2 separate regions of the Homo sapiens genome follow, and region 2 is linked to region 1. Evidence: read pairs that join two places in POLR2A ChIA-PET (ENCODE). Cell type or tissue: endothelial cell of umbilical vein. All regions are shown on one strand. Each heading gives the region's core, and the rest is flanking DNA. Links, peaks and the distances in the headings are about the cores only.

What was found. Peaks named below come from ENCODE experiments on the same cell type or tissue, not always from the same donor. Only the 100,000 strongest peaks of a DNase experiment are listed, where the experiment ranks them.
Region 2: POLR2A ChIA-PET joins it to region 1 with 14 read pairs; 3 of 35 experiments call an interaction of 5 or more read pairs at or near these places.

What each region holds. Positions count from the first base shown.
Region 1 is chr21:33,093,788-33,096,705 of GRCh38, forward strand. No RefSeq gene overlaps it. Among named protein-coding and RNA genes, the nearest start is that of OLIG1, 25 kb to the left of the region's middle. RefSeq lists an enhancer at 1-2,918. In endothelial cell of umbilical vein, for the core only: no CTCF peak of the experiment used is centred there; no DNase peak of the experiment used is centred there; H3K27me3 peaks cover 733 bases.
Region 2 is chr21:32,706,953-32,709,870 of GRCh38, forward strand. All of the region lies in intron 2 of SYNJ1 (synaptojanin 1), which reads right to left. Among named protein-coding and RNA genes, the nearest start is that of SYNJ1, 20 kb to the right of the region's middle. In endothelial cell of umbilical vein, for the core only: no CTCF peak of the experiment used is centred there; a DNase peak (open chromatin) is centred at 1,309; H3K27ac peaks cover 1,396 bases.

The DNA of each region.
Region 1 (2,918 bases), core at 217-2,716:
GGCGACGGGGTGCCCCTGGGTAAAGCTCCCCTCCAGAGGGTGCCCCCATGACCAGGGCTTTGCTGGAAGCAGCCTTCTGATGAGACGCTACCAGATTAGACAGACACTTCCTGATTAGACACTGTATTTTACCTGGAACCTAACTGATTGGACGGTCATACTTATTATCTTAGTTTCTTCTTTTAAAAAATGATAATAAGAATATTTAGTGACATAGAAAAATGTTTATTTACATGGTGAAGGAAGCAGATTAAGAAAATGTACACTCCTAATTATATATAATATATATAATGATAAATTAATGTGTTTCTTAGTTCTGACAAATGTATTGTAGTTAGGTAAGCTGTTAACAATAGGGAAAACTGGGTGAGGAGTATAGGGGAGCTCTCTGAACTATTTTTGCAACATTTCTGTAAACTTAAAATTATTCCAAAATAAAAGGTTTATTTTAAAATAAGGGAACTTATTCACTGTAGGGCACACATTTCTCAGGGCCTCAATTATTTAACATTTAATTTAATAAAACACTTTGGAAATCCAAAAAAATTACGTATGTATTTTTATCTGTATTACAAGTCTATTCACATGTAAGTTATAGAAGAAAGCTATTCTAGAAAATACACCAAAACAGGCCGGGCACGGTGGCTCACACTAGTAATCCCAGCACTTTGGGAAGCCGAGGCAGGCGGATCACCTGAGGTTGGGAGTTTGAGACCAGCCTGACCAATATGGAGAAACCCTGTCTCTACTAAAAATACAAAACTAGCCGGGCGTGGTGGCGCATTGCCTAATCCCAGCTACTTGGGAGGCTGAGGCAGGAGAATTGCTTGAACCAGGGAGGCGGAGGTTGCAGTGAGCCGAGATCGCACCATTGCACTCCAGCCTGGGCAACAAGAGCGAAACTCCGTCTAAAAAAAAAGAAAAGAAAAGAAAATACACCAAAATAATAACAACAGCTATATCTGTGGGATTTAGAATGATTTTTATTTTTTCTTTAGTTTTTCCAAACTTTTAAGATTTTCCTATAAGAAAACTCTTCTATAATTATTACCTATATAATTCTGTAGTATATACATTATATTATATAATATATAAAAATAAAATTACTTTTATGAGATTGCTTTTAAAATCAGAAAAAATTTAAAATAGCCACGTGGATTTTCCAAGAGTCCCACCAGCAGCTGTGAGGCTGAGAGTGTGTAAAGCCGGGCAAAGCTATTGGCAGGAGGAGGCAGCTATGCACGGGCTCTGGGTATCGTTCACACTGGAGGTACTATATGTGCTTAATATGGACTAGGCATGAGCAGCTAATAGTGCTTTTAGAACCACAAAGTCAAATTGATAATGATAGCATTCCTAATTTAGCACAATGAAAAGCCTGGTAACTATTGCCCGAGCTAATGAATGGGTAAGAGAAAGAAAAGCTTCTTTTCTTTTGTAAAGCTTAACATTAAAATTAGCTGCATCTGTTACCTTTGGTGCAAAAAGCAAAGACGGAAGAAACCCTGTTCCAGTTGGTATTTTGCCTCTGAGATCTTTATGCCTGAGCTCTTCAAGTCGCAGATAACAGTGAAGGCCCTAAGACTCACCATCCAAAACAGTTTTGGAAAAAAACCAAAGAAGAGAAAATAATTTCAAACCTTAAAGCAATGCATGGTGATTCTCTGGGGGGTCTAAGAATTTCTCCCAGAGAAATGATAAGGCAGACAAATGGAAGATCAATGAAGCAACATCGTGGCAATAATGCAATTGGTCCTGCCGTAGTCATGAACATGTAAATAACAAGACAGCAATAAGAAGACCCCAGACTCTGCCTAGAAACAAAATATTCAGCCTGTTGTTGTTGTTTCTTATTGCAGGATTTTGAGTGGAAAAGTAGTTCCACTTGTCAATCAGCTACGTTGCAGGGGCTAATAGATTCTGGTGTTTAGGGAGGTCAACACGGAATTTAATTTAACATCTCACAATACACCCACATGCCCAGAAAATGTGGACAGCTTGATAGGGTTCACTGAGCCAAAGAAGCAAGACCCAAACAGTGCATTAATGTATAGGGGAAGAATAGTTGCAATCAGCCCCTTGTGAATTGGACAGAGGGCTTGGAGATGAAGCAATTATCAGCCATCGGGGATTAATAGTAAAGTGTGAATACCAAGCTGTATATGTTAGGGGCAGAATATGTTGCCTATAGAAAACAACAAAGGACGTTTCTTACTATTAAGTGAGATTAAACGTAATGGCCTGATTTAATCACAAAGGCAGAATTAAATTCAGATGGCAACTTCAAAGTGGACACAGGAACACAGGCCACTGCTTACATTTACATATAGCTGGCATAGCTTGGCCTGCAACACAATAGGATAAAGTTTCTTTGGCCACTTAAACAATTTTCTATTCTTCACCTTTTTCTTTTTTTCTTTTTTTTTCTTTTGTGGGTGTGTGTGTGTGTGTGTGTGTGAACACTCACTGTATTTATTCCCCAATTGCATTTAGTTAGTAAGAAGGAGCTAAGTGTTATATTTATTCATGGAGGCTATAACTGTTAATTCTTCCAAATTGTGAAAAAAAAGCCTCATAGGGTCAATAAGAACAGAGTAGTTATAATCAGATTGTCACCAAAAAAGAAAAAGAAGAAAAGCAATTAAACAAAACAAACAAACAAAACTTTCTAGAGTGAACAGTGTCTTCTAACTTTCTCTCCCTTCAACTTAAGAATTCAGCTCTTGAGGTCTAAACTTCGCTCCCGGGAAAGGCAGCTTTCCCCCTCCTCGGGTGGAGATTTATGCCACCATCATGGAGCCCAGCCGAGCTGTTTTTCAATACAAGCCAGTTCCTCTTTCCTTCTTTGTTAATGAAGGCTTGTTTCCTTCTTTGCTCCCCACCGAAAAGGCAGTTCTCCTAAGAGGTTTGGGGGATAG
Region 2 (2,918 bases), core at 178-2,677, 390 kb before region 1:
AAATATTTTACAATCATCACCATCATTCTTTTTCCCTTAATAATCTCCCTTGCATCCCATGCTTCAGCCAAAATGAATAATTTTGTTGCCCACATGTTCCACATTCTCTTCCCTTTCTCCCTTTTTTCATACTGTTGTTTCATCTGGACCAACCTTTAATCATCTTTGTGTTTCCAAATATTACCTATCCTTCAGTTCCAAATTAAAACACCACTTCCCTTCCCAAAGATTTTCCCTGATCACTCTAGCTGGAGGTAAATCTTTCTCCTATTTTATACTATAGTTACATGTAAACTAGTAACAACAGAAACTAAGTCTTATTTCTTTTTCCTTTTTTTTTTTTTTTTTTTTTGAGACAGGATCTCACTCTATCACCCACCCTGGAGTACAGTGGCACAATCATGACTCACTGTAACCTCAAGCTCCTGGGCTCAAGTGATCCTCCTGCCTCAGCCTCCTTCCTGAGTAGCTAGGACTACAGGCACTAATACTACAGGACTACTACTGAGTAGTATTAGGACTACAGGTACGTGCCACCATACCTGGTTAATTTTTATTTTTTGTAGAGACAGGGTCTTTCTATGTTGCCCAGGCTGGTCTGAAACTTCTGGCTTCAAGTGATCCTCCTGCCTTGGCCTCGCAAAGTACTGGGATTACAGGCATGAGCAACTGCACCTAGCCTCATTTCCTTATATCTCAACACAATACCTAACCTAACACAGAGACTCTGAATGGAACACTGCAATTGCTGATTAAATGTTCATCTAATAGACAAAAACAAATGGAAAGGTTGTGCATTAAAGAACATGTTTTGCTAATTTAAAAATAATATATAAAGTGGATCACCTGAGGTTGGGAGATCGAAACCAGCCTGGCCATCATGGTGAAACCCCGTCTCTATTAAAAATACAAAAATTAGGTGGGCGTGATGATGCATGTCTGTAATCCCAGCTACTTGGGAGGCTGAGGCAGGAGAACTGCTTGAGCCTGGGAGGCGGAGGTTGCAGTGAGCCAAGATGTGCCACCGCACTCCAGCCTGGGTGACACAGTGAGACTCCGTCTCAAAAAAGAGGTAAAACATTTTACTTTATCATTGAAAGTATTTGAATGCCCTCATTACTGAGATTCACATTCAACAACTCCTCAGTTACGTCTGGAAACTTTCAAATGTGTATGCCTGTGGCAGGGAGTAGTAAGGTGGGGGTGGGAAATATAGGCATTGTTAAATGGTTGCTAACTAGGGTTTAAAATACTGAAGTTTATGAAGTGGCAGGGTGTGTGGGGAGCTCAGAGGAAACAAACTGAAAGAATGAGCGGAAATGAAAGTTCGGAAGATACCGTGTTAGGGAGGAAGTTCAGGTCACTTTCCTGCTAGTGCAGTCTTTCAAGGCATCCACTGCACTTTCAACGAATGGAATAAACTCCCTTTTGTGAAGAGGTATTTTTTTTCCCCTCCTATTCATGGTGGTTATTAAACAAACGAGATGCTAGGCAAAACAAACCTTTCTTTGTAAGTTACTGATTTCTAACCATAAGTAGGTAGGAATGTCCCAGAAGAGAATTGCTTTCGGAGTGATTCTGAGCCCATCAAGATCGACAGCAGTTCAGGTGAGGTAAGGCGGCCTGCACCGCATTAGTTCACATGCTGAACACATAAGCTAAAGCAAATTCCAACTTCTAAAGTTTCTGCTATAACACCTCAGGAATAAATAGTACCTAACTCCCTCTATAGCTTATTTTAAAGGAAAAGACTATTTTTCCCATGTCATACTCAACACCATCTTTCATTCATACCTTTTCTTAGGTACCTTTTTTTTTTTTCATTTGATACCAGCTCTTTATTAGAAAAGAAAAACTTCTTTGTGGGCCCAAAAAGAATCATTTTGCTGGGTGTGGTGGCTCACGCCTGTAATCCTAACACTTTAAGAGGCCAAGCAAGTGGATTGCTTGAACCCAAGAGTTCAACACCATCCTAGGCAAGATAGCAAGACCCCACCTCTAAAAAATAAAAAATAAAGGTGGAACAATATGTAACAGGTGAGGGATAACCAAAACTTGCCATATAAAGACAATAAGAAGATTTTAACAATTAACAAGATTCATTTTTCAATGGCTTGTTAATCACAGAACAATTAAAAAGCTAAATAAAAACCAATCTTACTTATGTATTAGAAATATATTTCAATTCACCCATGGATCCAACACGCTTTTAGACAGTAAAATTTTTACTGACTTAAGAAAAAACACTGCCGGTTGGGCACAGTGGCTCACACCTATAATCCCAGCACTTTGGGAGGCCCAAGGTGGGTGGCTCACTGAGGTCAGGAGTTTGAAACCAGCATGGTGAAACCCTGTCTCTACTAAAAATACAAAAATTAGCAGGGCGTGGTGGCGCACAACTGTAGTCCCAGCTAGTCAGGAGGCTACGGCAGGAGAATCACTTGAAGCCGGCAGGCGGAGGTAGTAGTGAGCCAAGATCACACCACCGCCTTTCCACCCTGGGCGACACAGCAAGACTCTGTCTCAAAAAAAAAAAAAAAAAAAAAAAAGAAAGAGATTTTATGGAGTGTTTTTTTTTTTTTGAGACAGAGTCTCACTCTTGTCACCTAGGCTAGAGTGCAGTGACGCGATCTTGGCTCACTGTAACCTTCGCCTCCTGGGTTCAAGCAATTCTCCTGCCTCAGCCTCTCGAGTAGCTGGGATTACAGGTGCCCACCAACACGCCCAGCTAATTTTTGTATTTTTAGTAGAGATGGGGTTTCACCATTTTGGCTAGGCTGGTCTTGAACTCCTGAGCTCCGGTGATCCTCCCACCTTGGCTTCCCAAAGTGCTGGGATTATAGGCGTAAGCCATGGTGTCCAGCCAAAAACACTGCCTATTAAACTCATGTACTTATGTTATGCTTAAAGAGTATTGA